Regions from separate parts of the Mus musculus genome. Here all the other regions are linked to region 2. A link is a loop called in an ENCODE intact Hi-C map of the cell type or tissue named here. Cell type or tissue: left cerebral cortex. All regions are shown on one strand. Links, peaks and the distances in the headings refer to the core of each region. The heading gives the core; the rest is flanking DNA.

What was found. Hi-C counts contacts between places; a loop is a spot of excess contacts. Peaks named below come from ENCODE experiments on the same cell type or tissue, not always from the same donor. Only the 100,000 strongest peaks of a DNase experiment are listed, where the experiment ranks them.
Region 1: a loop joins it to region 2, with 5 times the contacts of the local background. A loop is called at or near these places in 4 of 42 quality-filtered maps.
Region 3: a loop joins it to region 2, with 4 times the contacts of the local background. A loop is called at or near these places in 10 of 42 quality-filtered maps.

The regions. Positions count from the first base shown.
Region 1 is chr2:5,840,304-5,850,834 of GRCm38, reverse strand. Cdc123 (cell division cycle 123) reads left to right here and starts at 5,658. Exons shown (of 13, transcript NM_133837.5): 1 at 5,658-6,000; 2 at 8,811-8,882. The coding sequence starts at 5,927. It overlaps Nudt5 (nudix (nucleoside diphosphate linked moiety X)-type motif 5), which reads right to left and starts at 5,801. Exons shown (of 10, transcript NM_016918.3): 1 at 5,450-5,801. In left cerebral cortex, for the core only: a CTCF peak has its summit at 5,566; a DNase peak (open chromatin) is centred at 5,658; H3K4me3 peaks cover 2,324 bases; H3K27ac peaks cover 1,403 bases.
Region 2 is chr2:5,945,626-5,956,156 of GRCm38, reverse strand. Upf2 (UPF2 regulator of nonsense transcripts homolog (yeast)) reads right to left here and starts at 4,688. Exons shown (of 22, transcript NM_001081132.1): 1 at 4,604-4,688. In left cerebral cortex, for the core only: a CTCF peak has its summit at 5,247; DNase peaks (open chromatin) are centred at 4,274, 4,787, 5,027 and 5,695; H3K4me3 peaks cover 2,611 bases; H3K27ac peaks cover 1,668 bases.
Region 3 is chr2:5,891,450-5,901,556 of GRCm38, reverse strand. Sec61a2 (Sec61, alpha subunit 2 (S. cerevisiae)) reads left to right here and starts at 6,125. Exons shown (of 12, transcript NM_021305.4): 1 at 6,125-6,300; 2 at 8,336-8,403. The coding sequence starts at 6,294. It overlaps Dhtkd1 (dehydrogenase E1 and transketolase domain containing 1), which reads left to right. Exons shown (of 17, transcript NM_001081131.2): 16 at 1,561-1,646; 17 at 2,745-3,497. The coding sequence ends at 2,849. Gm13267 (predicted gene 13267) reads right to left here and starts at 6,093. Exons shown (of 3, transcript NR_166420.1): 1 at 5,783-6,093; 2 at 2,673-2,778; 3 at 986-1,888. In left cerebral cortex, for the core only: a CTCF peak has its summit at 6,264; DNase peaks (open chromatin) are centred at 6,107 and 6,890; H3K4me3 peaks cover 1,873 bases; H3K27ac peaks cover 945 bases.

The sequences.
Region 1 (10,531 bases), core at 939-8,938, 100 kb after region 2:
ACTGCGTTACAAGTTGGACCAACATCCTTGGCTTTTTACTTGGGTGCTGGGGATCAAACTCAGCTGTCTTGAATGGCAAGCGCTTTCCAACTAAACTAGTCCTAGAAAGGTACAACAACAACAACAACACAACAAATAAATAAAGAAAGAATTTGAAGAAATAATTTAGTATGATTTGTTTTTTAAAAGTAAGATATCACTGGGTATGGTAACATGTCTTTGTTCTCTTTTTGTAGATAGTGTCTCTCTTTGTAGCCCTACCTGGCCTTGAACTAATACACCTGCCTGCTTCTACCTCCCAAGTGCTGGGACTAAAGGTCTGTGATACCATACCTGATAATACATGCCTTTAATTCCAGCATTCAGGAGGCAGAAACCGGAGGATTCGGGAGCTCAGTGCTAGACAGGTCTAGACAGTGAGATCTTGTCTTACAAAAGAAAAACGTGGTGGCACACGCTTTTAATCCAGCACTCTGGAGGGAGAGACAGGCAGATCTCTTGTGAGTTTGAGGCCATTCTGGTCTATAGAGAGAGGTCTAGACAGATGGAGCTGTCTTGAAAAACAAAAAGAAAGGAAAGAGGGAAGGAAAGAAGGAAGGGAGAGAACAAAGACAGACAGACACCATCTGAAGGGGCTAGGTGTATGGCTCAGTTGATAAAGTGCTCATCAGCATCTACAAAACTATGTGTCCAAGTCCCAGCACTACATAAACTGGGTGTGGCCATGCATGTCTGCCAACCCAGCGCTTAGGAAGTCGAGTGGAGAAGACTGAATGAAGTTCAAAATCATCCTCAGCTAACGTGAGCTTGCGGCCAGCCTGGGCCATAAAAACCCCATCGCTAGTTGTGTAAAAGTGCTTGCCAAGCAAGTCTGATGACCTGAGTTCACATCCTTTGGACCCGAGTAAAGGCAGGCTACGGTGGCTCATCTCTGTAATGGCTGCACTCCTAAGGCTAATATTGTGAGGCCAAGATAGGAGCATCCCCAAGAATCTTGTAGGACAGCTACCCTCTAATATGCAAACAAGAGATACCCTACCGCAAATAAGGTATAAGGCAGGACTGCCATCTGAGTTTATACTCTGACTGCCACTCACATGCAGTGTATGTGTGTTTGCACTCTCATATGCATGGACTAATATTTTCTAAGAGGGGAAGGTCAGCACCTCCCCACAACCCCCCCAAAAGCCACATAGAAACTTATATTCTTCCAACTATAGTTTTTTCTTTAAAAGAAAAAAGTTGGATAGGCAAGGCAAAACAGAAACAAACAAACAAACAAAACAACAACAAAACCAAAACAACAACACAACCCAAACCTCCTCCTTGAAAGGAGTTATCAAGCAAAATCTGCATGTCAGGAGCAGGACAACCTTCTATGAGTTGTCTGCTAGTCAGGGAGCCTTAGGAGGCCACAGAAAAATACAGGTTCTTGCAGCTGCTCTTGGTTGCCCACTAGGTAAGACCTTATTGCTGACGTTACCACACATCTTAGCTGCATGGCGTAGAGAAATGAAGCTGGACCTGAGCTGGATAGCTCTTTGCTGTCTTTTATAATGCCAGACTGTGCCCTGCAGGCTGCCAGGAGAAGACTAGTCACCGCCAGCCTTACCCAGCTGTGAGCCCTGGATCTGACACCAACAGTGGTACAACTGTCATGGGGCAACCAACCATTCTTTTATTGGATTTGGGACCTACTCTCCACAGAAGGGAATCCATATTGGTACAGAAACCGGTGCATAGTGAAGGAGAACATGGGTCTTAAATGCACATATTTATATCCATAAACAATTACCAATCTCCGATTAACCAAGAGTCTCTTTCCAGTGAGTTGAGATGAAGTTAGAGTTTTGTGACTGCATTCAGTGTTGAGAGTTGTGGCAGAGTGCTCTACCTCAAACAGGACATCTATATCATCCCTGTCAAAGCTGTGCAAGCACTGTGGAAGGTTGTGAGAAAAGATGGGAAAGGCCGGCAGACAGAAGAGGGGCTGCAAAATGCCATCTTAAGAACAGCCACTGCAGTCAAGAACTCCCCAAACTACTGATTATTCAATGATTGCTCAAGAGCCGGACAAGTAAGGAGACCCTGACACACACACGGAAAAAGGGGATTACTATCATCAGTTAAGTGACCTCCCATGCCACCACCAAGCTCCAATTGATAATCCCAGTCCAATGGTCACATAGATGCCTCTGACTAAACCAAATGGTCACATAACAAAACTGAAAGTCATGAATCTGGGAAAGGAACTGATAGGGAGAAGGGGGTGTTGATAAGGCTGGGAAGGAGATAAGGGAGGGTTAGAAGAAAGAGTAACCAGCATGTAACCAGTATGCACAAGTATAAAACTGTCAAAGAATTAACTTCAAAACAAAAGAAAGAAAAGTTATTTAATAAAGAACAAAGAATAAAATATTAGTATAAAAATATTAAATAATTTTGGTTATAAATGTATTTATATTATAATATTTATATAATATAAAAATATTAAAACTTTAAAAGTTAACTTTAAACAAACCAGAAAACAATCACTCTTTTATACTATACATGGTAAAATTTTGGGACCCACATCAAATGGATTTCAGTGCCCTTTCCTTCATTGAAAACTACTGTTAGACTAAAGAAGAATCCTTGTACTCACATTGGTAAGAGCAGAAAGCCACTCAAGTTCTCGATGTGTTCTTTCTCTTGACAGGGGCCACTAGTAAGTGCTAAAGGAGGGAACTGACATTTATTGAGATTATACTACTCAGTGACTTATAAAAAAAATCATTTATGGCAGTTTATTATTACACCACTTAATTCTAGGTGAGCAAGAGGGAACTGACTGTAATGACCCTTGGGAAGGTTAATTGATTACAGCCACAAAGTAATGAGTCTGTAAGGAACTTCTTGTAATAGTTTTAGGCGAGAGATAATGAGAATGTGCAGCAGGGTGTCAGCAGTAACAAACAATAGCTAGAGTTTAGTATTTGTTCTAAAACTGCGTTTAGGGGAAATACAGGGTGATGCCAATAAGATTTTAAAGAAGACTAGAACATTAGAAGAAAGATCTGAGTCAGGGTTTGTATTTGGACTTACTGAGTTTGTAACACTGGAAATATTAATCTAAAAGTCATGTTATGAGTTCAAGAAAGAAAATGTGTTTTTGTTGTTGTTGTTTTTGTTTTCCATTTTGGAATTATTCAGTAGGTCACCCTGGCTGTAACCATTTGAGTACTGACATTAAAAAAAAAAAGTCCCAAGGGGCTGGTGGGATAGCTCAGCAGGTCAACGTGCCTGAGAGCAAGCTTGAGTCCTCCATGAAATCCCAGGGTCCTACATAGGAAGAACTCAGTCCCTCAAACTGAAAAGTTGTCCTTTGATATCCATATACTTGTGGTACATACCCACCTGCACTGGCACACACTAATAGTAAATTAAAGTTTTTAAATATTTGATAATATGATTTTTTTCCACCATTGTATTTAAAGACTGTCATGGATGAAAACTGAAAAATACAAAAACCCCAGCAAGGCTACATGAAGACAAACATGGTGGTTAAAACATAGTAAGAAATGAGCTCTACTGTTCCAAACACTTGAAGATCCTTTGTTTGTGGTGTCAATTTATTGAAAGTTGGCTGAGTCTGTAGCAGTACCTACTGCAGCAGTAAAAACAGATACTGAAAAGACAGAATATACAAGACCGCTCCATTTCCTTCCCTGCCCTCTTCCTAAAGTTTACAAACTTAGCAGGTTCTCTACAAATAACTGCTTCAGTTTCTATGCCCAAAGGTTTGCTGGGCAGTACTGCTCCACCCAGATGGATAACATTCCTATCTACAACAAAAAGTACTTTACCCAAATGCATTCCCAACCTCTGCTCACATTCCCCCTCCCCCTGCAACTCGGTAGGTCAAATAAAACAAGTTTTTGTGGCCTCTCACATATGCTCTCTGTCTCTGAGAAGCAGCACCATTCTCCAGAAAATGAAAAGGGAAGATATGGATTATTGCTGCTTTTCCTCACATCACAGAGGACTAGCCAGACCTTGATCCTAGCACTGAAGAGACTGAGGCAAGTGGATCTTTATGAGTTTGAGGCCAGCTTGGTCTATGCAGAGCAGTGGTCCTCAACCTTCTTAAAGTGTCCATCCTTTAATACAGTTCCTCATGTTGTGGTGACCCCCTCCCCCAACTATAAAATCATTTCGTTGCAACTTTGCAACTGTAATTTGGTGTCATGAATTGTCATGTGAATATCTGGTCTATAGAGCATCTGATATAGGACCTGTGAGAGGGTCGTGACCCACACATTGAGAACCAAAGAGTTCCAGGCCAGACAGGAGTATGTAGAGAGAGACTATGTATCAAAACAACAAACAAGCAACAAAACCCAGGATTGATTAATTCTGGATACCACCATTCTTAAATAAGAAGCTCTGCTATCCACAACACATCATTATACACTGCAACATTATAAACCATTGATCTTGATTTTGGAAGGTATTCTTTAAGCAATGCTTCCAACCACTTTACCTGTAACATTTCAAACAATGTATACCTCTCCTGTGTGTGTGTGCACGCGCGAGCACGAATTCTAATTCAAAATACAGAGGATTCTGTTCATCAGTTCTAACAAATACCTTTCTAAAGAGGTCAACAGTGGCTGGGGTTTTTCCTCTCTCTCTAATTTAAACTGCTTAGATGCGCTGTGGAAAATGCAATTTATTTTTCTGTGAGGGTGAGTATCAGAAATGTGGTGCTTCTGGACAAATACGTGCTTGGAACATGCCCAAGGCTTCTACATTACAGGAAGCACCAGAGGGTTTGAAAGGCCTGTCTCTTGCAGCTGGTGATTTTTTTCCTTTTTTTTTTTTTTTTTTAAAAAGAAACTGAACTTTGTAGGATGATAGATGGAAAAAGGAGTAGGGAGAAAAATGATATCACAAGTTGTCGTATACAAACTCTTCCAACCTTTTACGATTTCATCATTGCAGAGACATTGATAAAAATATGTGCTTTTTCCACACTGGTAACTTTTTCGGAATTGGACTAAACTTTAAGCTTAAAAGACACAACTTTCCCCTTTTTCTTGATTTCTCAGACGAACATCGCTTCTTTCATCTTCAGGATCGTAAAATACCACCCTCCTCCCCAGAATCGTGCATGCGGGACTTCTTCCCTGTGTCTCTAAAATCTACTTTCCGGAATGAGAAGGGGCCATCCTTCTTGTAGATGCCTCAACTGATGTGTTCCAACATTTACTGTGCTGTTCCCAGGTTCCTCTCGTAGCCCAGGCTGGTCCGCCTGGATCCCGGGTTCTCGTCTCGCGCTCAGGCGCAGACGCGGAGACACGCGCGCGCGGCGGGCTGTACTCTGGGCACCATCGGTTGTGCTCGCGCCCTTTTTTCCCTTCCCCTCTCCAAGGACACTTAGTACCGAGGTTGGCTCGCGCCCACTTACCTACACTAAACTGTGGGATGTGGAAGGGATTGAGGAGGAAAGGAAAAAGGATCAGGCAGAAGCTGCAGTCTCCGTAGAATCAGGCGCCACCGCTAGAGACACCGGCGCCTCTCGTGGTGCAAGGAGGATGTGCACACGTCCTCCTCCAGGCACCCGTAGAAGCTCAGCTAGCTTCAGATGATTACCTTCCGGGTCGAGGTGCATACAGACGAAAGCGGAGATGTAAGCTTCCTAAAAATCTACGCTTTCGTGCCTCTTCTCTGCGGACTCAGATCTCTGTGTGTCTTGCGCGTCTGTGTGGGCACGCTAAGCATACAGTCTACCATGGCTCTAGAGTCTAGCGCCAGCGGACTTTTACGGACCGGAAGAGTCCTTTCTTTAAGACGGCTCGGTCGGCACTTCCGGAAGTGCTGCGCAGGGTTCCGGGAGAGGGCTGGCGGGAGAGGGAAAGGCGGCTATTGACGCGGCAGCTGGAGAATGAAGAAGGAGCATGTTAGTCACTGTCAGTTCTCCGCGTGGTACCCACTTTTCCGAAGCCTTACCATCAAGAGGTAACCTATCCCGGAGTCAAACCGGGGGGTTTGGGTAAATCCCATCCCTTCAGAAAACTAAACAAAATCCGCAGGCCTTCTACTCAGTGGGAGCGACTGTGTCGAGCTGCGGATTTTCTATTGGCTTTGACGGAGCAAGATTAACAAGTAGATCAGTGTTTGCCGTGCGTCCTGTTCGGAATCAAAGAGCGAGTCGAGGGAGGTAGGGAGGCGGTGGGGGTCCTCGGTAGGGTAGATTGAAATAGATACTTTGGGAATTGTCAGAAGCGCAAGGCAATAAACAAAACAAAACTGGAGACTTTGCCTGCTGCTGACCGACAACCCCCTCTGGTGAGAGTTGCGTTCCATCATTGTACAATGAGAACAGTGATACAGACGGTACCTCCAAGTCTGGATGAAGCTCCAGTTTGGTAGTGTGTATAGGTTGCATTGCTACTGACGATCCAGTGTTCTGAGAAGAAGCAACCCATCTGGAGAGAAAGTGGGATCGTTTGGTTTTTGGTTTTGGGTTTTTTTTTTTTTTTTTTTTTTTTTTTTGATTTTTGAGACAGGGTTTCTCTGTGTAGCCCTTGCTGTCCTGGAACTCACTTTGTAGACCAGGCTGGCCTCGAACTCAGAAATCCACCTGCCTCTGCCTCCCAAGTGCTGGGATTAAAGGCGTGAGCCACCACCGCCTGGCTGAGAAGGTGGGATCCTATTCTCTAGTTCTCTGGCCTGGAACAAGGAATCTGTCCAGGTTTGCAGAATGCCCACGGTGAATTGGTGCATCCAAAAACAAAACAAAACAAAACCACAAAAAACAAAATCCTGCCCCCAAGAATTAGATTGTAGAGTCAGAACCCTCTGTCTGGCTTTGAATTCTGGTTCTATCAGCATCTTCAGCAAATTACTTAATCTCTCTAAACCACATTTGAAAACTTAGAAACATAATAGGATTGTCATGAGAATTGCAAAAGAAAAAAAATACTTAAAATGTTGCCACTCTTTTGTAGCACATAGTAAACACATGAAAAATGTTGCCTGTTACCTTTTGGATTTAATAAAGCCTCATTAAAGTGAATTTTTTTTTTTTTAATTTTATTTATTTTATTATTATATGTAAGTACACTGTAGCTGTCTTCAGACACACCAGAAGAGGGAGTCAGATCTTGTTACGGATGGTTGTGAGCCACCATGTGGTTGCTGGGATTCGAACTCTGGACCTTCGGAAGAGCAGTCGGGTGCTCTTACCCACTGAGCCATCTCACCAGCCCCAAAGTGAATTATTTTAGTACACTTAAAATGTATGCCACATATAGGTGGATATGAGGATGGTAACGAGAAGGAAGTCAACCAATAACTGGGATTTTCTGGCATCCCTAGACAAGTCTGTGACTACATATGTGTACACACGTGCCCATGTGTCCATATTGGGCATATGGAAGTTACAGGATAACTTGCAGGAGTTTGTTTTCTCCTCTACCACATGAGTCCTGGGGATTGAACCTCAAGCTGTCAGATTTGATGGCTGGTACCTTTACCCACTGCTAAGCCATCTTACCTATCCCCCATGAAAGCATTTATTCTGTGCAGGACAGCCCTCCTACATTCCAGACAAATCATGTGGAGTCATATGGCAGCCTGCTTCAGTTGTTTGTTTCAGTGCTCAAGATATACATTCTGGCTACTGCTGTAGCATTAGTATTTTATTTTTATGACTTTTGGTTCAGAGCTGATTATGCAAATTCATTTTAGAAAATAATTTTTCTTTGTTCTTCCAGAATTCTATATATGCATACAATGTATTTTGACCCTGTTTACTCCCTGTTACCCCCTTCCACTTCTCTCAGGTCTAAGTAACAGGGTCCACCTCCCAACTTAGTGATGCCTGTGTGTCTGTGTGTGTGTGTGGGGGGGCATCCACTGAGCCTGGGAAATCTTCTAGTGTCCTCAGCACCAAAGAAAAATGACTCTGCTTCCCACAGCAGGCAATTGTCAGTAGCTATCAGCTAGGAGTAGGGTTGAAAGTTTCTCCCTGTTTGTCCTGGAACTCTACCTGGCCTGATCTTTAGCCGGTAACCAGAGCAGGTGAGTGCCCCGCCACATCAGGTCTAGAAGACAACAGCTCACATTGTCCGTCCTCTGGCCTCTACCCACTGGTTAGCAATGTTTCCTGAGCCTTGGTGTGAGGTTGATGTAGCTGTCCCATTGAGAAGTGAGCATTCCGCAGACACTCATTCACACACTTATTCTCGCCACTCTGATTTCTGTCTGGTTGTCTGGATTTGGCTAGTCTTTTATTTTTTCTTTCTTTCTTTCTTTCTTTCTTTCTTTCTTTCTTTCTTCCTTCCTCCTTTCTTCTTCTTTCTTTCTTTTTTCTTTCTTCTTCTTTCTTCCTCCTTCTTCTCCTTCTTCTTCTCCTTCTCTTTCTCCTTCTCTCCCTCCTCCCTCCTTCTCCTTCTCTTCCTCCTCCTCGTCCTCCTCTCCTTCTCCTTCAAGACAGGGTTTCTCTGTATAGTCCTGGCTGTCCTGGAACTCACTCAGAAATATGCCTGCCTCTGCTTCCCAAGTGCTAGGACTAAAGGCGTGCGCCACCACTGCCCAACAGTCTTTTGCTTTCTTATTTAATCTAAGAACTATTGTGGTGTAAGCTGCATTGTGTACTCATAGTATATGGTTCCTGGTTGTACTTCTCTGTTCCATGTTAAAATTAAAATAATGTAAATGCTTTTTTATCTTTACAGTGACTATAAAATGGCCGTTGGGAGGCTTTTCTCCCCGCTATGGCTGGTCCTTCTAAATGATGCCTTTTTGCTGTATTTTTTCCCCAGTGTCATCCTCCCGCTTCCTCAGAATGTGAAAGACTATCTACTTGATGATGGGACTCTGGTGGTCTCAGGAAGGTAAAGTATTGAGAAAACAGCTCTCTTCTCTTTCCAACCTAATGTTTATATTGGTTCTCTTCTGTGTCAGCCTCCCCACCCCTGTGACCTCCCTCAAGAAAAAACGTCCAGGTTGTGCTATCTAGGTAAGCACTGGAACCCCTTAAATAGAACTGAGTCCCCCCTCCCACCTCCCCACGACCCAGGAACCATCAGTTAAATAGAACTGAGTCCTCCCCTCCCACCTCCACACGACCCAGGAACCATCAGTTAAATAGAACTGAGTCCCCCCTCCCACCTCCCCACAACCCAGGAACCATCAGTTAAATAGAACTGAGTCCTCCCCTCCCACCTCCCCACGACCCAGGGACCATCAGTTAAATAGAACTGAGTCCCCTCCCACCTCCCCACGACCCAGGGACCATCAGTTGTGGAGAGCAACGCTTAGCATCCTTCTTACGCTTTTTAAAAAGAGTTCTCTTCGATGGCGTCCTTTCTAGGCCAGAAAACCATGCTTTATAATCATAAAGAAGCAGTACTGGTTACATCTCAGCATGTTCGCATAGTGAAGAGGGCGCTGTGTTAGCCTGGACGCACCGTCCTCTTCACTATGGGGGCAGAGGCAGATGGATCTCTGGGAGTTCAAGGCCAGCCTAGTCTACACAGCAAATTCCAGGCTAGCTTGAACTTCATAGTGGGAGTCTATCTCAGAATCAACACGTAGGCACGTCCTAGAGATTCATGCTTTGGTCCTCATGGTTGCACGACAAGTACTTTTACCCCTGAGCTACCTCCTTGGCCCCTTGTTTATCTTTTGAGACAGAGTTCTGGCACCCTCCCATACTGGCCTGAAGTTTGCTGTGTCTTCCAGGTTGGCCTCCAGCCTTGGGACACCTTGTCGTTGTTCTGAGCGCTGAGGCTTCCAGGCAAGCAGCACCACACCACCTTCGTCAACGTTTTGTTCTTCACAGATGACTCATCACAGTCCCTCTGCGCTTCAGCAGCTGCCCCGGAAGTCCCTCTAGTTTTCATTCAGCCCTCTGCCGAGACTTAAAGCTTCACGCTCACTCTCGTCAGTGGCTGGATGGACAGTCACCCCGCTGTACATCTTCCCCCCCTCAGCTCCTCTTATTTTGTGGTGATATTTCTTTCCATCATTGCCTAAAGGAATTCAGTCAGATGAGAGCAGGAGCCTTCCTCACCTCAGCTCTTGGAATAGCAGTACCTGGCACCTCCAAGGTGCTTGACAGGCACCTGTGAAATGGACCCTACACTTGTAATTACAGTGTATCTTTTCAGTAATGCTAGCAGGAACTGTATTTAACTTTTATTTTTTAGTTAATTTTTGAGATGTGGTCTCATTATGTTGCCCAGGTAGGCTCCATAGCCTTTTTTCTCAGTCTCTTGATTGCTGGGGTTAGAGATGTGTGGCAGATGACCAACTTGGCCTCTTTATTACCTGCTGGACTTTTAGTGTAGATTTCTGCATGGTATTTCTGGCTTCTTAGCATTGAGAACCCATTTTGTTTGTTTTTTGTTTTTCAAGAATGAGGTTCTCTGAGTAGCTCTGCCAGTTCTGGAGCTTGGTGTGTAGACCAGGCTGGCTTCAGACTCAGATATCCCGTCTCTGACTCCTGTGTGCTGGGATTAAAGACGCGTGCCGCTGCCGC
Region 2 (10,531 bases), core at 1,569-9,568:
TACTAATTAATGAACAGAAAATAGAAGAGTCATAAATTTTACCCCATTACTATAATCTTATCACTTTTTAAAATTTTTTTTGGTTTTTCGAGACAGGGTTTTTCCGTGTAGCCCTAGCTGTCCTGGAACTCACTCTGTAGACCAGGCTGACCTCAAACTCAGAAATCCGCCTGCCTCTGCCTCCCAAGTGCTGGGATCAAAGACGTGCACCACCACCACCTGGCTCTTAACAAACTTTTAAAATAAAAAAATGTACTCTCTCAAATTAGAGCAGGCCTTCAATCTCATTAGTACAAGACAATATTTATAAACATAATGATTAATAAGACCTGTATGTTCTGTTCTGTATCAGTCAGTAGGGTGGCCAGTAGGCCACGAGTTTCCAAACCTCAGCACTATTATCATTTTGAGTAAGTCTGGTGTTTTCTGGGGTGTTTTTGTTTGTTTAGCAGTGCTAGAAATGAAACTCGGGCTTTTTGCCCACATGTTTACCAGCCTACGAGATAATTCATTCTTTGTGGAATCAAAAGGCTGTCCTATATACCTGCAGCAGCTAAGCACGTCTGTGCTTCCTGTGTAGTCAATGACAACAGATTACTCCAGACAGCAATAGATGCTTCTGAGGAACAGAAGCACCACTGGCTGAGAAACTGCTGCACTAAGCCACTTATCCATGAATGCAGCTTAAATAAAACCTGTAACTCAGCTGCTCAGGACCACCATATTTCAAGTGTTCAACTTCCCACGACCAGTGGCTTCCAAGCAAGGCAGTGCAGATACCAAACATTTCCACCATCACAGAAAGTGCTATTTGGACAGCGCTAAACAAACACATCCTTAACTGGAAACTACAGATACTGAAAGAAAAAACCTGTATATCTCACTAAAATGTAGTAACTTCTCAGAAAATATATTTCTCTACCCTAGAGCTAGTTATCTCACACAATTTTTTGGGGCACTACTTTTACGTTTTAACTTCTAAATTATCTGCAAGTTACATACAAGAAAATTCACAATATTATTTACAAAGTATAAAAGTATTTAAACTTCTTGGTGTCTTAGTAAAAGTTAAGGATATACAAGTATTCTTAAATATTTTCAAGTATGGCATTTAAATTTATAGCAAGAAATCCCAGGTTAATAGCTAAAGCCTTTGCAATAATAAATAAAGTATAAATAAATAAGGAATTTATTACTTTAGAGTTAAATATTATCAGAAAGACAGCCTAGACCAGGAGAATTCTGAAGGTACACAGACAGCCTAGTTGTCAGCCTTTACCTTCCTTCAGCCTCCCTTCTTATTTACCTTCTTTTTCTCCAGTATATGTCCACCTTTAATGTGAAAATACCACTCTCTAAAACAAACCTTCAAACAGTATAATACCAGTATCTAGTCACAGGAGCCATACTAAACATTTTATGTACATTATCTCATGTAATCCTAAAATTTTTATGAGGAGGGTATTATTTTCCCTATTTATAAATGAGTAAAGTGAGACTTAACCAAGTAACTTGACCAGGGTCCCCACAGCTGATGATAGAACTGGAATGTGAATTCACAGTCTTCAGCCAAGTTAAGAACCCTCAGAGTACCAAACTATGTGATGGAAGACTTGATCACAGACACCCGACTATGACAAATCATAGAATTATGAATCTCAGCGGGAAGCTCTGATAATGGCTAAGCACTTGCAACATAACGTTAACTTACTGGCACACTCTGGCTGAACGTACGGAGACAATGTAATGTTTAAGGTAACAGCACAATCTTATTTAAGGGTATTAATCATTATATGCAACAAAAATTTATGGAATTTGAATTTTGTGATTTGAAGTAACAAGATATTTCAAGATTATAAGAACATACAATTCTCAGACAACAAAAATGACATCAGAATTTATAACTAAAGTGTTCCTTACAAAACTAAAATTCTTCCATAGAATCAACTCACTCTTTATCTGACAAATCCATGAATGATCATCATTTATAAGCTCATCAGGGTCCCAAACTTTCACGACTCACCAATATTCACTTTTTAGTTTATGTAAATAACTACCACACTAATAAACAGTAACAGTCAGTGACAAATTAAGACAAATCCTGTTTCTGAAGATGGTAAAACAGATTCCCAAAAAGATCTGCAAGTCTTGGTATCAGAACCAAATTTCAGCTAACAAACTTATAACTAAAGTCCAGGCAGGAATACCACTTGAGCAAACAGAACAGGTGTTCAAGTCAGCCTTAAGTCTGCGTCCCAGCTTTGTATCTTACTAGCTATGGAAATCAGGCAACTTAACTTCTGTTTATTTTAATTATTTGCCAATAAAATGAAGCTGTTGCTGCCCATCTTAAAGAATTACTAACCTATAGCACAGTAGCCACCATAAAGAGAGACACTAAATGCTGGGTAGTGATGGCACACACCTTTAATCCCAGCACTTGGTAGGCAGAGACAGGAGGATTTCTGAGTTCGAGGCCAGCCTGGTGTACAGAGTGAGTTCCAGGACAGCCAGGACTACACAGAGAAACCCTGTCTCGAAAAACAAAACAAAAGGAAAAAAAGAAAGAAAGAAAGACACTAAATGACAGCTCTCTTTCAGGCCTGACGCTGAAAAGGCCATTACTAGATGAGTGATCTTTAGGATTAAACAGACTATGGGGCTCTACCCTCCAAGCTTCAGGGTTACGCTGAGTGTTAGACAATACAAGCTGCCCAACACTACCCAAGTGCTTCCGTAGCTACCCAGGGCTCGTTTCCACTATGTTCACACTCACAGGACTGTGTAAACCAAGTACACTAGCAAACAAACACAAAACTGGGCAGTGGTAGCGCATGCCTTTAATCCCGGCACTTGGGAGGCAGAGGCAGGCGGATTTCTGAGTTCGAGGCCAGCCTGGTCTACAGAGTGAGTTCCAGGACAGCCAGGGCTAGACAGAGAAACCCTGTCTCAAAAAACAAAGAAAGAAAGAAGAGAAGAGAAGAGAAGAGAAGAGAAGAGAAGAGAAGAGAAAAGAAACACAAATCCAATGACAATACACTTGTAATCTGTCAATTTAAATTCAATAAATTAAATCTAATAAAAGCACTAGATTCTTATTTAATAACAGCTAAATAATTCACCTAGAGTGTCTCCAAATTTCCCATGTAATATTATATTAAAGAAGTGAATATAAAAATTAGTGGTCTTGAAATTGAAATAGAATCAACTTTTACAAACTACTCTGCTAAGTACTCAGACAGCCCTTAAAAGGAAAGTATGATTGAAAACCACCTTTCTAGCTCCCAAAATACCGCTCCCGGCACTTGGTCTGTATTATTTTAGTTGCCTTTCTAAGTACATTCTAAACTTCCAAAAGAAAGTAAAAACTGTTTTACTAGTAAGACAGACTCTAATGCAGTGTCCTGGAGAGAGGACAGAGAACGGAGGTGTCCCCTAATACAGCTATAAGTTTGCTAAGTACCATATGGTCTATGTATGAAATCACAATCAGACTGCTCTGAAAACACTACAGAGTAAGAGAATGCTGGTTTACCTTTCAAGTCTGTGTTTTGAACTCAAAATGTTCTAAAGGTAGAACAGCACAGAGATATCTTCCGGTTTCTGAGTTTATTCTTTTACAAAATCCTTATATATGTACGAGACTTATTCAAATTTTTTCAGAGATTTCACCACAGCTCAAAAGTGGCTTTCCTGACGATCTGTACGACTTTTATGAACCCCTAAAAACTATGACAAATGAGAAGGGTCAGTAACAGTCTTATTTTCATCTAATGTGTCAATCGGTACATTTAAGGTTTTCTAAGAGCAAGGCTATTCGCTTCCATGCGTACCCCCAAACCTGTAAGCAGCCTCTGCTAGGCTTCTCTTTAGTTCAACAGTACTTGCTTGTAAGGGAAGTAATGAAAGCCTTGAGTTCGAGTCGAACAGTCAACCATCCTACCTGATTAAAAGGAAGTAAACCCGAACAGCCCCGTTGCCCCCCATCCGCAGGTCCGCTCCAAGCCTCTTCCCCTGCACACGCATCACCCACAAATCTCCCACAAACCCCCGCTGGGTCTCAGGGTCCCACCATTGACACACTTCCCGTCCACAACTCCTATTCCGTGGGGACATCTAAGCCCCAAGCCTAACTTCTCATCCCACACTCCCTCAGACTGCAGCCTCTCCAGCTCGACTGCCTACTCCACATCTTCCCCGCTCCCTCGTCCACGCTTCCCTCCGGACCGCCGAGCTCGCCCCAAGCCTCTCCTCGCACTCTTCCACGCCCCCGAACACCTTCCCCCTCCACGGCAGGCTCCTCCGCCTCCAGCCCCGACGCTGGGCCCAGGCATGCGGGGCAGACACCTCTTCTATCGCCCCTCACGCCGGCCTCGGCCGGGCCGAGACATCCCCCCCACATTGACCGGAGCCTCCGGGAGAGGGGTCTGAGGAGGACGACGTCCGATCCGCTCGTCCCTCCACTGCTCGCCGCCCCCGGAGAGCTGGAGTGCGGAGTCGCCTCTCGGGTCCCTCGGGGAGCAGGAGTCCGGACCGGTAGCCCTCCGCACCAGCTCGTCCCTATCGTCGGAGTGGAGGGGGAAGGAGGATCCCCGGAACTCACCTAGTGCCTGTTGTCAACATTAGCCCCGGGTTTCCCAGCACCAACTCCAGCGCTCGGGCTCCCCTCCCCTCCCCCCGCCGCTCTCGCAGACGAGGGCCCGCCTTCCCTCCGCTCCCCTCCTCCCTCCGCCCGTCGGCCCGCCCGCCCGCCACTCACCAACGCGGCCGGGCTGCTAGGGGGGCGGGGCGGAGCGCAGAGGGAAAAGGAAAAGGCTGCCCGCACGACTGCCTAGTCCAAATGGACCTTCGTCTCCGGTCCCTCGCTATGTGTTCAATCCCTCGTCTGGGTTAAGAAGTGATCAATCTATACCTAATCTCGAGGATGTGCTTCTCCTTCAGATATTCGTTGAAATTCTCCTATCTGTAAATTTTTATGTACAGGCAATGAATAGGACAACCGCTTCCAGCACCTCCAATCAGGGCCCCAGCAGAGGGGAGGAGTGTTCCAAGGACCGGAGGCGGGAAGTGGATTGGTCGTCAGGAAAGGGAAAGCGCCTGAATTGGAGATGCGCAGGCGCAAGCGATTCACGGCTGGGGGCGGGGGTGGGGGGAGCGAGAATGAGACGGGGCGGAACTCTAAGGAGGCATAGAAGAGTGGTGGGATAGTAGAATTACGGGGCGCTGTCGAGGTCAAGGTTGGTAACTTAGTTCTCCGAAGGTTGCCTGATGCGAACGTGAGGAACGGGTTCAAGAAGGCAAACTTTGATTGGACTAATACCGAAAGGTTGAAGGTTTAAAAAATCGAAAAGCTAAAGAACATGGCTGTTGAGGAAGGTAGAGGTAGAGTAGACTGGTGGGGGAATTTCCAGAACCGGTTTAAGGTGTTGGACATGAAAAACAGCTAAAATAGAGAGCAATCAAGGCTTTTCCCATTTGGAAAATATAGAAAGCCCTCTATTGTAAGTATTATAACTTTCACAGTGGAATGAAATCGCCCCGTTTTTAAAGGGATGGGGTTACGAACTTGAACCAAATTGACTGTGAAGTGCATTATCAGCTGCTCAACCTGTTTTCCCAAGTGGATATAATGTGCTTCTGACCTCCGATTCGTGTTCAGATTGTGGTCTGCTTAGATGTACATATGGTTCTGCTCTGGTTGGCCCATAGCCAAAGGAACAAAGGTGCAAAACAAGTCTGGATTCATCAGTGTTCAAGCCCGTACAATGATCTGCTACCAACCTTAGTGCTTGAGATGTCTTTGCCCCCTTTTTATTCAGCCTTTGCCCATTTGCTTTCTCCCTGCCCACTTCATTATTAGCAAGTAAATTCTCTTTCAAATTGTGCACCTCCTGGGTTAATTTTTTCTTGTTCAAAACAACCAATAGGTCAATCACGTAAAGGGCACCGAAGGAGGGAGAGGTGAATGCTGCCACTCTATGCCATTGATAAGTAATTATGAGAAGCTTTTTGTTTTTTGTTTTTCGAGACAGAGTTTCTCTGTGTAGCCCTGGCTATCCTGGAACTCACTTTGTAGACCAGGCTGGCCTCAAACTCAGAAATCCGCCTGCCTCTGCCTCCGGAGTACTGGGATTAAAGGCGTGCGCCACCACGCCCGGCTTTTTTTATTTTTTAATATTTATTTATTATTATACCTAAGTACACTGTAGCTGTCTTCAGATGCACCAGAAGAGGGTGTCAGATCTCATTACGGATGGTTGTGAGCCACCATGTGGTTGCTGGGATTTGAACTCAGGACCTCTGGAAGAGCAGTCAGTGCTCTTAACCACTGAGCCATCTCTACAGCCCGAGAAGCTTTTTCTATAACACACAACTGAGGACCACTTCCAAGTCGCAGGTCTCCTTTTCTTATTTTGTCTGTCTTACCCTGCTCCAGATCTGGTGGTGTGGTGGTTCACATCTGTAATTCAGCACAAGAGGATTGCTACAAATTAGAGGCCATCCTAGCACACAGCAAAATCCTATCTCAGAACAAGAAAGTATTTATTTCCTGGATCTAGAATGTAGTTTACAGCATTGCCTTATCTTGCATGAAGCCCTGGGCTCTAACTCAGGACCCCACTTAAAAACTGAGAAAAACTGGGGGCTGGAGAGACGGCCCAAGAGTTAAAATTACCTGCTGCTGTTGCAGATAGCTGGGTTCAGTTCCTAGCACCCACATGGTAGCTCACAACCAACCAACTGTATAACTCTAGACCCAGGCGCTCTGGTACCCTCTACTGGTGTCTGCAGTGCACATGTATACATACACACACCCACACAGTTTTCTTTTAACTTTTAAAAAAGGAAGAAAAAAGAGATCTATCCCTGTATTGATGAACAAGTTCTCATCCTAAACAAGTCAACCCCTGTCTAAGAACACCCCAGGTGTTCTTAGGAACTCTTGTCATCACAGGGAACAAACAAGAGGAGGCGCTAAGGATCAGCTCAATGGTAGAGCATTTGCTGAGCATGCAAACAACCCTGGGTTTGCTCCCCAGCACTAACTCATAATATGTTTAGTACACTAAACACTAAGCCTGTGTTATCCAGCTAGATACAATGAAGTGAGCAGATGAGACATGGGAAGGAACTCTGCCCGAGATGAAAATTTAATCATTGACTTAAACATTACAGGTGCTGCTCCATTTAGAACAGTCTTGCATCTTCTTTACACCTGTTTTAAATTCAACCCAAACTGAAACTATTTCAGCCACCTAACCTACTAAACAACCTAGCTCTGCAGTACAGTGTGCTTAGAGTATTAGTTATTATCTCTCATGAGCACTTAACGTAGCTAACTAGGGCCATGCAGGCCAATTTTGCTATCACAAGGCAAAAAAAAAAAAAAAAAAATTCAAACTGAGTTTTTACTGAATGTAAGTTTACTTTTGTACTATCATAAAGTCAAAAATCCTAAGTTAAACTGTAGTTACATAAGGAACCATTCTTACAACCATAAGAATAGGTACAATTGCCAAAGAAAATATCAAGAAGCAGATGGCTCAGGACTAATCCCAGAGAACCTTCTAAGCATAAAAGTTAGGTCTGTAAATGGGGTCTAAAGGAGAAAAGGGAAAGCCTGCAAGAGTGTTGGTGTCTTGAAGGGCAAAGGAAGAGATGTTCCAGGGAGGGGAAGGGAGAGAATGAAGAATACAATGATGAGAGGTGCTCATCATTGAGTGAGTTTTCAGGCACCATTTTGGCCTAGCACATGGCAGGTTACTATTTTAAAAGATAAGTCTCTCTTAGAGGAGTTGAAGATTAAGTTGGAGCTGGAGAAAAAAACAAGACATATTTGGGAAAATTTTATGGTGAGAAGCAGCAGAAAAAAAACACAGGCAAGAGGTCCTTCAAGCCTAGGGCATCCCTGAGATGGGCTCAGATGCAGAGGCTTCCACTCTCCTCCACTTCATCTTAGTGTCGGTGTTTCTGTGTATACTTACTATGCACCCAAAGATCATCCTGAACTACTGATCTTTCCCTGGGACTACAGGCATGGACTATCACATCTGCTAGAAAGCTGGAATCTTTGATCACTTAATACAGTGAGTAGATTCTATAGCTCTATTCCTAGACAGTTGTGACCAAGCCCACTCAGTCATTCCAAGGGTTCTCCAGCACAGGAGTACGAGGATTAAAAAGAAAGAGACAACAAGACAACGCTGCTGCATGACCCCAGTCAATTCTGAGACTGAAGGCAAATTTAATTTTCCCAATCAGCTTTTTGTACCATTTTAATTCCATGCAAGTATTAAGGGCGAGCAGTACAATAAAGAACTGAAAGGACAATAGTCAAGGAACAAGCAAGACAATAAACACAAAGCCCCATGGTCACTTTGGTGATCGCTGTTTCTAAGGATGCTCAAGATATCTAAGCCAACTTCTTTGTTCTACCCTAAAACTCGATTCTTTTTTTTTTTAAGATTAATTTATTGTATATGAGTACACTGTCACTGTTTCAGACACACCAGAAGAAAGCATTGGATCCAATTACAGATGGTTGTGAGCCACCATGTGGTTGCCGGGAATTGAACTCAGGACCTCTGGAAGAGCAGTCAGTGCTCTTAACCGCTGAGCCATCTCTCCAGCCCCCTAAAACTAGATTCTTACCTGAGCTTACTTCCTTGTCAAGGCCAATGTCAGATTCCTGCCTGAAGTCCATTTCCTGGCCAATGTCAGACTCCTGGCAAGCGGCAGCCCAAAAAGGCTCTCCACACAGTTGGCTGCAGTGAGCCATTCTAGCCTATGAGAAAGGGTGTTGTGCCTCCTTGGGGCTCAGAGCACAGTACCTGCTACCTTGGCCAAGATCTAACAGAGGTAACCTTAACAAGCCCTGGCTGTAGTCTGTCTTAGAGTATCCTGTAGAACTATAGAGAGTTCACTCTTTAATGAGCATGACAGGGGCTGGAAAGATGGCTCAGGGGTTGAGAACAGTCACTGGCTGCTCTTATGGAGGACCTTGGTTTGATTCCCAGCATCTGAAAAGGTCAGCTCAGGAACTTTGGGAAGGTCATGAAACACTTGCTCCTCCGAAAGGGAGAGGCTAGTTAACATTTCTCAGACAACAGGGCGGAACTGACCTGAGGGTGGGGACTCATTCCACCGGACAGACTGTTGCCCACCTTCAGACAAGGGAAATCCTTGTCACCCCCTAAAGACCAATCAGTTTAAAAGGTGCACTGTTCTGCCAATCATATTGTGCCTAGTTGCTGATGCTCTATTCTGCCTCTGGAAACCATATAAAAACTTGCCAACTGGGTGATGTGGGTCGTCGCTTCTCCTTCGAGTCTGAGATGACCCCTGTGCACTGGAACAATAAAGTCCTCTTGCTTCTTGCATCGATGCTGGCTCCAAGTGGTTCACTCAGGGGGACCCTGGTAAGCCAAGGCTCCCCGGAGTCTTACACATCCACACTGTAGCTGAGTTCCAGAGGATCCAGTGTGGCCTCACGTGTACTGCATGCAGGCAATACACACCCACACACATACAATAAAGACGAGTATGCACAGATCATCAGATATTTGACCCCCTGGTGGCCCATAACTGTTTCTGCTTCACTGGCTGTAACGAAGCTCCCAACCATGAAATGCCCCTGTAAAGTCAGTTTCTCTACTGTAGCCCTGGCTGTCCTGGAACTCACTTTATAGACCAAGCTTGTTTTGAACTCAGAGATCGGCCTGCCTCTGCCTTCCAAGTGCTGGGATTAACGGTGTGCGCCACTGGGCTTGGCTTCACTAGATCAGTAGACTCTGCTTCTGCTCCTTTTCAGTCTTTGTGAATTCCTCCACAGCCTGCTCATTACCACCTTGCCAAGACCCTCTCCTCAGGCAGCTTCTGAGAGCCAAACACTCTCTTCGCAGTCTTGAAAAGAATATCTCTTTACAAAGTGCATTATAAGTGAGATTTTTACAACACTCGTCATCTTGGCTGGCCGTGGTGCATGAACCTCTGATCTTCCATATGGGGAGCAGAGAATAAAGTGGCTCAAGAGAGAGGCCAAGTCACTGTGACGTTAGGATTTGGGTGCTTTATTTTAGAATTAAGTTAGAATTTTAAACTGTATTATTTTAATTTGATTCTAGCAACATGTTACCACCACTGCTTCTAAGTATTTTAAAATGCCAGTGCAAAATGGTTGTGTTCATCACTCGGTGATGTTGTGTTGAGAAATATCCTGGGGTGAAAAGCTCTCTCCAAGAGAATATTTCATGTTTTCACTTTCTGTGTCAGTTGCTGGAGATAAAGACAGAGTTATCATTTCTAGCATGTGTTTCTTCTGGGAAGTCCCACACTGCAGACACAATAATCTATTTTCCCATGAAGGCTGTAGAATGAGCCAATCCATTGTCTCCTGTTTAATGAAAGACTCACCTATATATAGATGTTACTTTGTATTAATGTTTTCACATTAAAGGGTCAATATCAATAATAAGAAGCTAACAACAATCACTAGCAACCTTTGGGTATTTACTATGGGGAAATTACTGTA
Region 3 (10,107 bases), core at 2,108-10,107, 55 kb after region 2:
AAACAAAACATAAAATATAAAACAAAAATAATTCCCCCAAACAAACAAAGAAACAAACAGCAAGTGCTCGTGAGGATTCAAAGCAACCTCACTCACTGCTGCTGGGTTGCAAATGATTGCAACAACTCTGCAAGATGGTTTCTTTCAGCCAGGCAGTGGTGGCACACGCCTTTGATCCCAGCACTTGGGAGGCAGATTTCTGAGTTCGAGGCCAGCCTGGTCTACAGAGTGAGTTCCAGGACAGCCAGGGCTATACAGAGAAACCCTGTCTCGAAAAACCAAGGGAAAAAAAAACCCAAAAAACAGAAAAAAAACCAGAAAACAAAAAACTCAAGTTACCATGTAACCCAGAATTCCTATTGCTGGTTTACCATGAGAATGATAAGTTCACGGAAAAATCTTCATCCGAGTGCTTTTAGCAGCTTTATTTACTTATTTATGGTTTTGGTTTTTTTCGAGACAGGGTTTCCCTGTGTAGCCCTAGCTGTCCTGGAACTCACTCTGTAGATCAGGCTGGCCTTGAACTCAGAAATCCGCCTGCCTCTGCCTCCCAAGTGCTGGGACTAAAGGCTTGCGCCACCACTGTCCAGCCCTTTATTTTTTAAAAAGCAACTTTATTTGTAATTGTCTCAAGCTGGGAACAGTCAATCTGTTCCTCACCTAGGGAATGAATAAACACAGTTCCCTGTAGCAAGAGCATGTGGAATAGCATACTTGTCAATAAAATAGGAAGGAGATACTGCATGGTATCAATCTCCAGGGCCTCAAGGATGCTAAAAGCAAGCAGGCTAGCACTGAGCCCAGGAATGAGCGGATGCTGTCCACAACTTGGACAAATTGCAAATGTATTTTGGTAACCAAAACTGTCTGACTCCATCTATAAGGCATTTTGGTAAAGGTGAAACTGTGCAGATAGAGAAAAGACTGACTGTTGCTAATGTGTGTGCCTGGGAAGGGTCCTGACTACAATCAGCACGAGGAGCTGTGGGGCTTCAAAGAAATCTTGCATTGTGATTGTTGTTGTGAACACACAACTAGGTACTTGCCAGAAAAAAAGGGGAGGGGAGGGGAGAGCGAGTGAGCGAGCGAGCGAGAACACAATAGGGGTTTAGAGAGATGGCACAGGAGTTGAGTGCTTTCCAGTATCTTCATTGGGTGTCTCACAAGCACCTCTAACTGCAGCGCTAAGGGATGCAATAGCTCTAAGGGATGCAGTGCCCTCTTCTGGCCTCCTTGGACACCTGCACACATGGCATCCATTTATACAGACATGCATACCACACATAATAAAAATTCTAAAAATGCTAACATGTTGGAAAAGCATATATGTAACAGAAGTTGGAAATTTATCTCTTAACCATCCACCCAGCTGTTCCTCTAAAGATTCTTGATATATGAGTTTATATGAGTTAAACAATTATGATGCAAAGAAGAAGTCTTTCAATCCCCAGGTCTCCTCATCTTGATTGTCTGGAGTCAGGACTCTCCCCAGTCCCACACATTAGCAACAATCAGTCTTTTGGTTGATTGAAAGTTGAAGTCAACTTCTTCTTTTTGCAGATGTCATCTGGAGTCAGGAGGAGCCGCAGAACATGGGTCCATGGTCTTTTGTTTCTCCAAGGTTTGAAAAACAACTGGCTTGCAGGGTGAGTGCTTACTCTTATATCTATACTCACTCATGCTCTCTCTCTCTCTCTCTCTTTCTCTCTCTCTGTTGTTTCTCTTGGAGTAACAACATACAGATTTCTTTGCTAGCTTGCTCATTTCTTTAAAGATACAGTGAAATAAAGTCTACTTTCGGCTAACCAGGATGGTGCATACCTATACTGGATGGTTGGGTTCCCTCGAGGTTATGAGTTGGAGACCAGCTCAGGCCACGTAGCAGAACCTGATGACATGCAAGAGGAAGAGAGAATAAAAAGATACAGTTTTAGTTTATTCCTTTGGAGGAAAACGTTGAGTTTGTGGAGCTGTGTTTTAGATTTTGGAATATTTGTGTGGACTTTCTTGTCTGAGGATCCAAAAAAAAAAAAAAAAATCAAACTATGAAAAGCTTCAACACTTAACACCTTTTAGGGACTGAAATGATAATTTCAAAGCTCCAGATTTGGGAGTATGTCAGATTTTGGACCGAGGATCTTCCACCTATAATATTATGCTAAAACATGTTTGCATTCCAAAAAACAAAGCAAAGAAAACAACCCCATGAACCTTGCATGTTACCATGCTCCCTACTACTTCTTCATGCTGTTTGGCACAAGTGCTAGAGAAAGATGCTGATGAATATTTTTGGTTTGTTTTTCACCCTGGTACCAGGAACACCCAGTTAACACTGATTCCAGACGTGTGTACAGTTCTGTCAGTCTATATGCCTGTACAATGCTCTTAGACTCCTTTATGTCTTTATTTTCCTCAGGAAAGGAAAATTAGCAAGAACAGTGGTACCTCTGCATCATTTTATTCCACGTGCATCAGAATGTTGTTCGTTTAGTATGAGTTCGATAGGCTCAAATCATTTTCACATGTAAATATGTCTAGTTAAGGAGACCAAATTATAGGGTTTTTTCACCTTATCATGCCTGGAATTCAGGTGGTAGATTATTCCTCCTAATCTGTTCTGTTATTATTTCTTCTTCACTTGAACAAGGTAATAGGGAATATGTGATGTGTACCTTCTTAATGGAACAGAGCAGAGCTCTGATGTACTCAAATGTCACTTGATTTCTTCTTTGCTCCAATGACAGCTCCGTCTTGTAAGCCGACCCCCTTTGCCAGCACCTGCGGTAGGAATTGGCACAGTGCACCAGCAGCAGCACGAAGACATTCTCTCCAAGACCTTCACTCAGTAAAGTGCTAAGCAACAGAAGAAAGTGCGCTCCTCCATTCCCTCCCCTCCCCCTAGCTTAGCGTGGAAGTCTGCGTTCCCCTGAAGTTCTGGACTGATTTGAACAACTGAATCTGGAGTACATGGACTACACAGGGGAACTGATTTTATAAGTACATGAAACAGACAGTAGGTTTCACGCTTTGCAGGACAATAGTGTTTGTTATGCTTTCGTTCGATGTGAGTGAACTGGAAGAGGGGGTCATTAGGCAGTCGGGTTCAGATTCCACTGTAACTGCCTGTAAATGAGCAGAGAACGGTCTTTGACCAGAACGTGGGGCTGTGTATAGGCAGCCCCAACACTACCTCTTAATTGGTTCAATACACATAACTTTCCATATCTTTCCTCCCTTTTAAGGTCAGCAATATTTTCGTTTTAAATGTCATCTTAGAACCGCTCTACAAAAGGTTCCAACAGATACCACTAAAACTAGACCATTCTGGATTCATGTTCTTTCAGGTTTGATCCATTATCCTTAAAAGTAAATGCTGTTAAATACTAACTGCTGATTGTATGGTCGTCTAACGCTGTACCCATGCAGTCTCCTGTAGTCCAGGCTGGCCTCACAATCACTGTATAACTAAGGATCACCTTGAACTTCTCATCTTCTTACCTCTACCTCCCGAGGGCTGGAACTGCAGACTTGTGCGACCATGCCCAGTTAACGCTGGTAATGAGCATCCATCAAGAATGGTCGACCAGCCGGGCGGTGGCACAGCCTTTAATCCCAGCACTCGGGAGGCAGAGGCAGGCGGATTTCTGAGTTCGAGGCCAGCCTGGTCTACAGAGTAAGTTCCAGGATAGCCAGGGCTATATAGAGGAACCCTGTCTTGAAAAACCAAAAACAACAACAACAAAAAAAGAATGGTAGACAAGCTCTCTACCAAATGAGCTCCAGCCTTGGCCCCTAATAAATGTTAAGTTATGAGGTATTAACTGTATTAAGGTGGACTTCGGTTTTTTTTTTCTATTAATTTCCCCTTTCCCCATTATATTGCTATGACATTTCCTTTTTTGTTTGTTTGTTTTTGATTTTTTTCGAGACAGGGTTTCTCTATGTAGTCCTGGCTGGCTGTCCTGGAACTCACTCTGTAGACCAGGCTGGCCTTGAACTCAGAGATCCCCCTGCCTCTGCCTCCCGAGTGCTGGGATTAAAGACGTGCGCTACCACTGCCCAGCTGCTATGATATTTTCTGATTTTTAAATTAACTTTGGTGTTGGGTAGAGGGATTTAAGTGCCAGGTTAATCACTTTTGTCTCTCAAAGCTGCAGGTACAAATATGATGTATATTTGGGCTATAAATTTCATTAAGTTTTAGCCACATTCCCAAACCAGGTACGTGGGGTTCCATAGAGGTTGAATCTAGTGTTGGCCGCAAACTAAATGGTAGCTATGTGACGTCCCTTGAGTTGGTTCTCAGGAGCATCTACTGTGTACCATTCTGACTTTACGACAGTTTTTTAAAAAGGTTATGGGGACATAGGAAGGGCTGGAATACATCCATTGCCTTTCCAATTTTACCAGCAATGCGCCATGTTTTACATCATTGATGTGTAGGCAGTCCTGGCTATAGTAATAGATTCATAATGTACTTCTTTTTTTATTTTGATTTTTGAGATAGTTCTGGCTGGCCTAGAACTCTCTGTGTAGAGCAGGCTGGTCTTGAACTCAGAGGTCTCTCTGTCTCTGCCTTCTGAGTGCTGGGATTTAAGGTGTGTACCACCATGCCAGACTATTATTTGCATTTTAGAATAATGCTGCAGTTATTTAGCATCTTTCTAGTATTTGCCCTCTTTCTTTCTACGACATGTCCCCTCCTGTCTGCAGCTGGGTATTAGTTGCAGTACTTTGTACTTACTGGCTCCATCATTGTGCCATCTCTTTAACCCTTTCCCTCCCTTTCCTTTCTGCATCCTTCAGTCCTTCTTTCTTTTGCCGAGCCTTATGAATCTTGTCACTTCATTACTACTTATATAAATCTGTAAAGTTTCAAAGGCAAGTTTAATAAGAATAATAGTGTATATTTAAGTTTAAAAAAACCATAATGTACCTTTATTCTCTTATCTTTTGGTTTCTTAAATTAAAAGATATTAAAACTCTAAGATGGAATTTAATATATTTAAAAATGTTTTTGTCTTGCTCTTTCTAAATTTCTTCCTATGCTGCCTCTCACAAGTTTATTATTTCTTGTTACAGTTTTCCCTGACAGAGCTATGAAAATGTCTTCTGCCTTTCTACCTTTATATCAGCCACATTCTGAATTGTGTTGCAGAAAGGGACATTTGAATTATTTCATATGAAACACTACTGTATTTTCTTTCCTCTTAAAAATGTTAGTTTTTCTTATCTGCTGTCCATAATTATGCATGTTTAATGTTCAGTGAGAACTAGAGCTTCAGTTATGTAATTAGTAAGTTGAAATATTAAAAATAATGAATTTTGCTTAAAATGACACATTATTCTTTTTTTTTAATTAGGTATTTTCCTTGTTTACATTTTCAATGCTATCCCAAAGGTCCCCCATACCCACCCCCCATATATCACATTATTCTTAGCAAAATAAAAATTACCACCTTGAAAGAACCATTTTACTCAAATTTCTTATGTTTTCCATATATTTCCTATTTGGGAAAAATAGTCTGAAATTAACTTCTCTAATTTACCTATATTACCTTGGAAGTTTTACTGGGTTTTTTTTGGGGGGGCGGGTTCGAGACAGGGTTTCTCTGTGTATCCCTGGCTGTCCTGGAACTCACTCTGTAGACCAGGCTGGCCTCGAACTCAGAAATCCACCTGCCTCTGCCTCCCGAGTGCTGGGATTAAAGGCGTGCGCCACCACCGCCCGGCCTAAAAAGGTTTCTTTCTGAAAAAGAGAGACAGATAAAAGAGTTTATACCTCTTGATGCCTTGATGTCTATTTTGAAGATGGGGAAGTACTGGAAAGTACTATTGTCTGCAGTGTATTACCAGTTTTCACAAATGTCTAAGAAGTTACAGTTAAGATGGGGCGGAAAGAAAAGTCTGGCTCAGGTAGCTCAGCTCTAGGCCTTGGGGTACCTGGACCAGGAAACCTTATCTAGAAAACAGCTTTGAAAAGGAAAACCCTTGTCCTGGAGTAGAGCAACTAAGAACCGCCCACCACGGCAGGCCGCCCCGCCTCTTGCCATCCAGTCCCGCCCCCGCCGCCGCGCCAACGGTGACCATAGCAACGCGGTGGACGTCCGCCAACGGCCAGGCTAGGTCTGGGAGGAGCCTAGAGCGCATGTCACATGACTCTGTGGGCGGAGCTTGTGCGGGGACGGCCAGAGCGTGTCCCCAGCCTCCGCCGCCTAGGCCAGAGTCGTGAGGAACGGAGCGGAGGCAGCTGCGAGGCCGCGGGTGCCCGCCGGGTGTGCTGAGCCGCCGCCATGGGCAGTGAGTGTGGTGGCTGGAGCGCGAACCTCGAAGGCCGCGGGTCCTTTCGGGCTGTGGGCAGTGGAGTCGCTTACTCCTTGGGGTGGTCTTGGGTGCGGGGGATGCGCAGGCCTCGTTGGGGTCGCCACGGGCAGAGCGAGCTGGGGACCCGCCAAGGCGCCTCGGGTCAGCGAGGCCTTGCCCGGCGGGTCACGGGAACTCAGAAGTCCCGGTTTGCTCCCCTTAGGAGGCGAGGAGCGAGGATGGCGCGGGGAGGCCATTGGCTGGGGGCGGGGGGTAGTTAGCACACTCCACGGCTTGGACCACTTGGGCTTTTTCTGAATCTCAGGAAACTCATTAATTTTTAAATTATTATTCTTGAATCACGCTTCCTTGGTGTGTTGCGACGAATAAGTCTCCCTTTTTTTAAAAAAATATTTTTTATTAGGTATTTTCCTCATTTACATTTCCAATGCTATCCCAAAAAGTCCCCCATAACCTCCCCCACCAAGTCTCCCTTTTTTAAAAATGTGATTCGTAGCATGCGTTTTAGGGGAGGAAAGGCGTGTGATCAGTAGCTCAGCATTTTCCTAGATTAATTCTTCCCAGTCATTCTGTAGTGTTCATTGAAAACTGTAAGTTGGTGCGCAAGGTATGGACGAGGCCTCGCATTATAAGATCCTTCCAGGGCCCTGCCCAATCACTCACCCTCATGTATTTTCACACAGATACTTTACCTAGCAGTTCACATGTTTGTGTATAAAGGGATAACGTTGCGATGCACTCCATTGGCTAACAGTAGACATTTGGGGAAAATTGGAAAGGAAATAAGAGACCCTTGGCCTTGAATTGTGAATAAAAATGGAATTGTGCAACACGGGGAGAGGCAGTACATGGCGGCACGCAACAGCGTTTTTTGATCCTGAACGCCAGTACAGTAATTCATAAACTAGCAATAAATCTCGGAGAGTAGCCTGGGCTGAGATGGGGAAGGGAGGCGATTCTAGACAGTTTCCCAGTGTTGTGACCCATAGTTGTTGTTTTTTTAATTGCAGGTAAATGTTTTCAGAATTTAGATTTACTTTTTTTTTTTTTTTTTTTTTTTTAAAGATTTATTTATTTATTATATGTAAGTACACTGTAGCTGTCTTCAGACACTCCAGAAGAGGGAGTCAGATCTCGTTACGGATGGTTGTGAGCCACCATGTGGTTGCTGGGATTTGAACTCCTGACCTTCGGAAGAGCAGTCGGGTGCTCTTACCCGCTGAGCCATCTCACCAGCCCTAGATTTACTTTCTAAATAGTCCAAATGTACTTCTATAACAAACATGACAATTATAAATTATCACCAAAATCAGTTACTTCTACCTTTTTGGAGTCCTGCCGGAGTAGGAGGCAGTGTCTATCCCTAAACCTTGGTTTGTCTTTCATTTACTGCAGAAGTAGCCTGGGAAAGGAGTACTTTTTAATGAAATGTAGTTGACATTCTCTGAGCAATTCTTGTGTGTAAGCAAGTACCTTGATATGGCTACTTAGAGAATTACAACCTTGAAATGCAGCTAACTGAAATGGAGCGGGGAATGTGGAGGTTAAAAGGTTGTCTGTAGGAGGTGATCCTAGCTTTTTTGTTTTTTGGCTTTTTTGTTGCAGTCTTTAAGCTGTTTGAGTCAGTACTCCAGTTTAAGCTCATAACCTACTATACTATTCCTGCAGAAAGTTCCCTCCGCTGTTGTACCATTTGTTAATTACTACATTAGCTAAGTACTGTAATAAGCTATGTCTGCTTATCTTATACAGTGATGATCTGATTATTTTCTGTTGTGCATATATAAAAGGGTTGGGTTTAAACCTGAAGAAGCAAAGAAGTCACGGTGCAGGGCTGTTTCCCTGTGCTCCACAGCTATCTGGGAGCTTTGATCTTCTATAGACCTACTCACTTGAACTTGAGAACATCATGATTGTTTAATTTGGGTGGATGTGATAAACTGCTGTTACAAAAATTGTTTTTGGAATTATTCAGAGATACATTTTTAAACTCTAAATTTTTTTTTTACAGTCAAGTTTTTAGAAGTTATTAAACCTTTCTGTGCAGTTCTACCAGAAATTCAGAAGCCTGAAAGGAAAGTAAGTATACTATTTGTTAATCTAGCAGGTAACAGAGTGACTGACTTTGCCAAACCACCAAGGTTGACTTACTTAACCCAACAATTTCTGGCTGTAAGTGGAAAAACCATTACCTCCTTATCTTGCAAACAAGTATAAATCTGCTTTATGTTTTGTTTTGTTGTCTTCGAGACAGGGTTTCTCTGTGTAACAGCCCTGGCTGTTCTGGAGATCTCTCTGTAGACCAGGCTGGCCTTGAACTCACAGAGATCCACCTGCCTCTGCCTCCCCAGTGCTGGGATTAAAGGGGTATACCACCATTGCCTGGCCTGTTTTTAATTTTTAAATTACATTTATTATTCTAATATATATATGTGTTTGTGCCTGTGCAGCACTGTGCTATGGTATACATGTGACAGTCAGAAGGCAACTTTTGGGAATTGATTCTTTTCTCTTTCCCTGTGGGTCTGGGGAGGGGAGGAGGGAGAGGAGGAAGGACAGGGATGGTGGGAGGGAGATAAAGACTAGGCATGATTCTCAGTCTGTCAAAGATAGTGTTGTAAGTTATACTGTTTCCTGCCCAAGTGTTTGTTTCGATAGAGTATGCTCCTGGCCATGTTGATGCCATGTTGATGCGATAGAGTATACTCCTGGCCATGTTGATGCTTTATAGTTAGGGTAGGATTGTGCACATGGCTAGCTAGTGGGATAAGTTCTAATTAGCACCAACTGTTCTACATAATAAATTTTGCAAATGTGTAAGTATATACCTCCCTTATTTTGATTTCTTGTTTGGAAAGAAATAGAAGGAATGTGTTTTGAAGGTAGAATAACTAAATCACATTGTTCTTCAGTCACTGAGCATATCTGGAAGTAAGATACTTAAATTTTCAGAAATAATATTAATTTTAAATTTTCCAGTTACCAGACTATCCTCTTCTGTACTTTTAGTTCTTAGGGAATTAATAACAAATTGAAACATAGAGATTGATAAGACTTTTGTCAGACTTACTGTTTTATTTAGAAGTACTTTTAATTTTTAATGACTTGAGATGGTAGAGATGGCTACTCAGTTATACCTTAGACATCCTAAAGTATAACTTTTCATAGTTTATGAAATGTCCCAGGATTCCTGTGTAAAATTGTTCAGTATTTCATGAAGTCCCCTCTCTGCCTGAAACTCCTGGATCATTGGATCCTACTTTATTTTACCTCCTTTTCAGTTTCCTCTACCCTTCCACAGTGTACATGAAACACGTCTATATTTGATTATCCTTTTTGTGGCAGCCCGTAGGAGCACGTTGGAGATACAGATTTAACTAGTAAAGCTGTACTTAAATCTCTCCAATGTAATCAGCACCCAATAGACCAAACCTCAGTGTAGCAAGGGAACCCTGAACTGTGAGAAAGAAAGAGGAGAGAGCACCTTTAGAGACAGGTGTATGTAGACACTTTCTGGATGGGGCTGCAGTCTCTCAGAAGTTACTGCCAACAGTTGACAAACAGAATTTCATGAAATTAAAAATTTCTGCACAGCAAAGGAAAAGGCGAGAGGAAATCTTCACTAGCTGTACATCTGACATGAGGATTCATATCTAGAATATACTAAGAACTCAGAAAACTTACAAATAATACCTTTTGTTTTGAAAAGGAAAGACTTATGTTGGAGATGCTTGGCTGTTTATTTTAACTGCAACAAGCTAGGTTATTAGGTGTGTGCCCCAG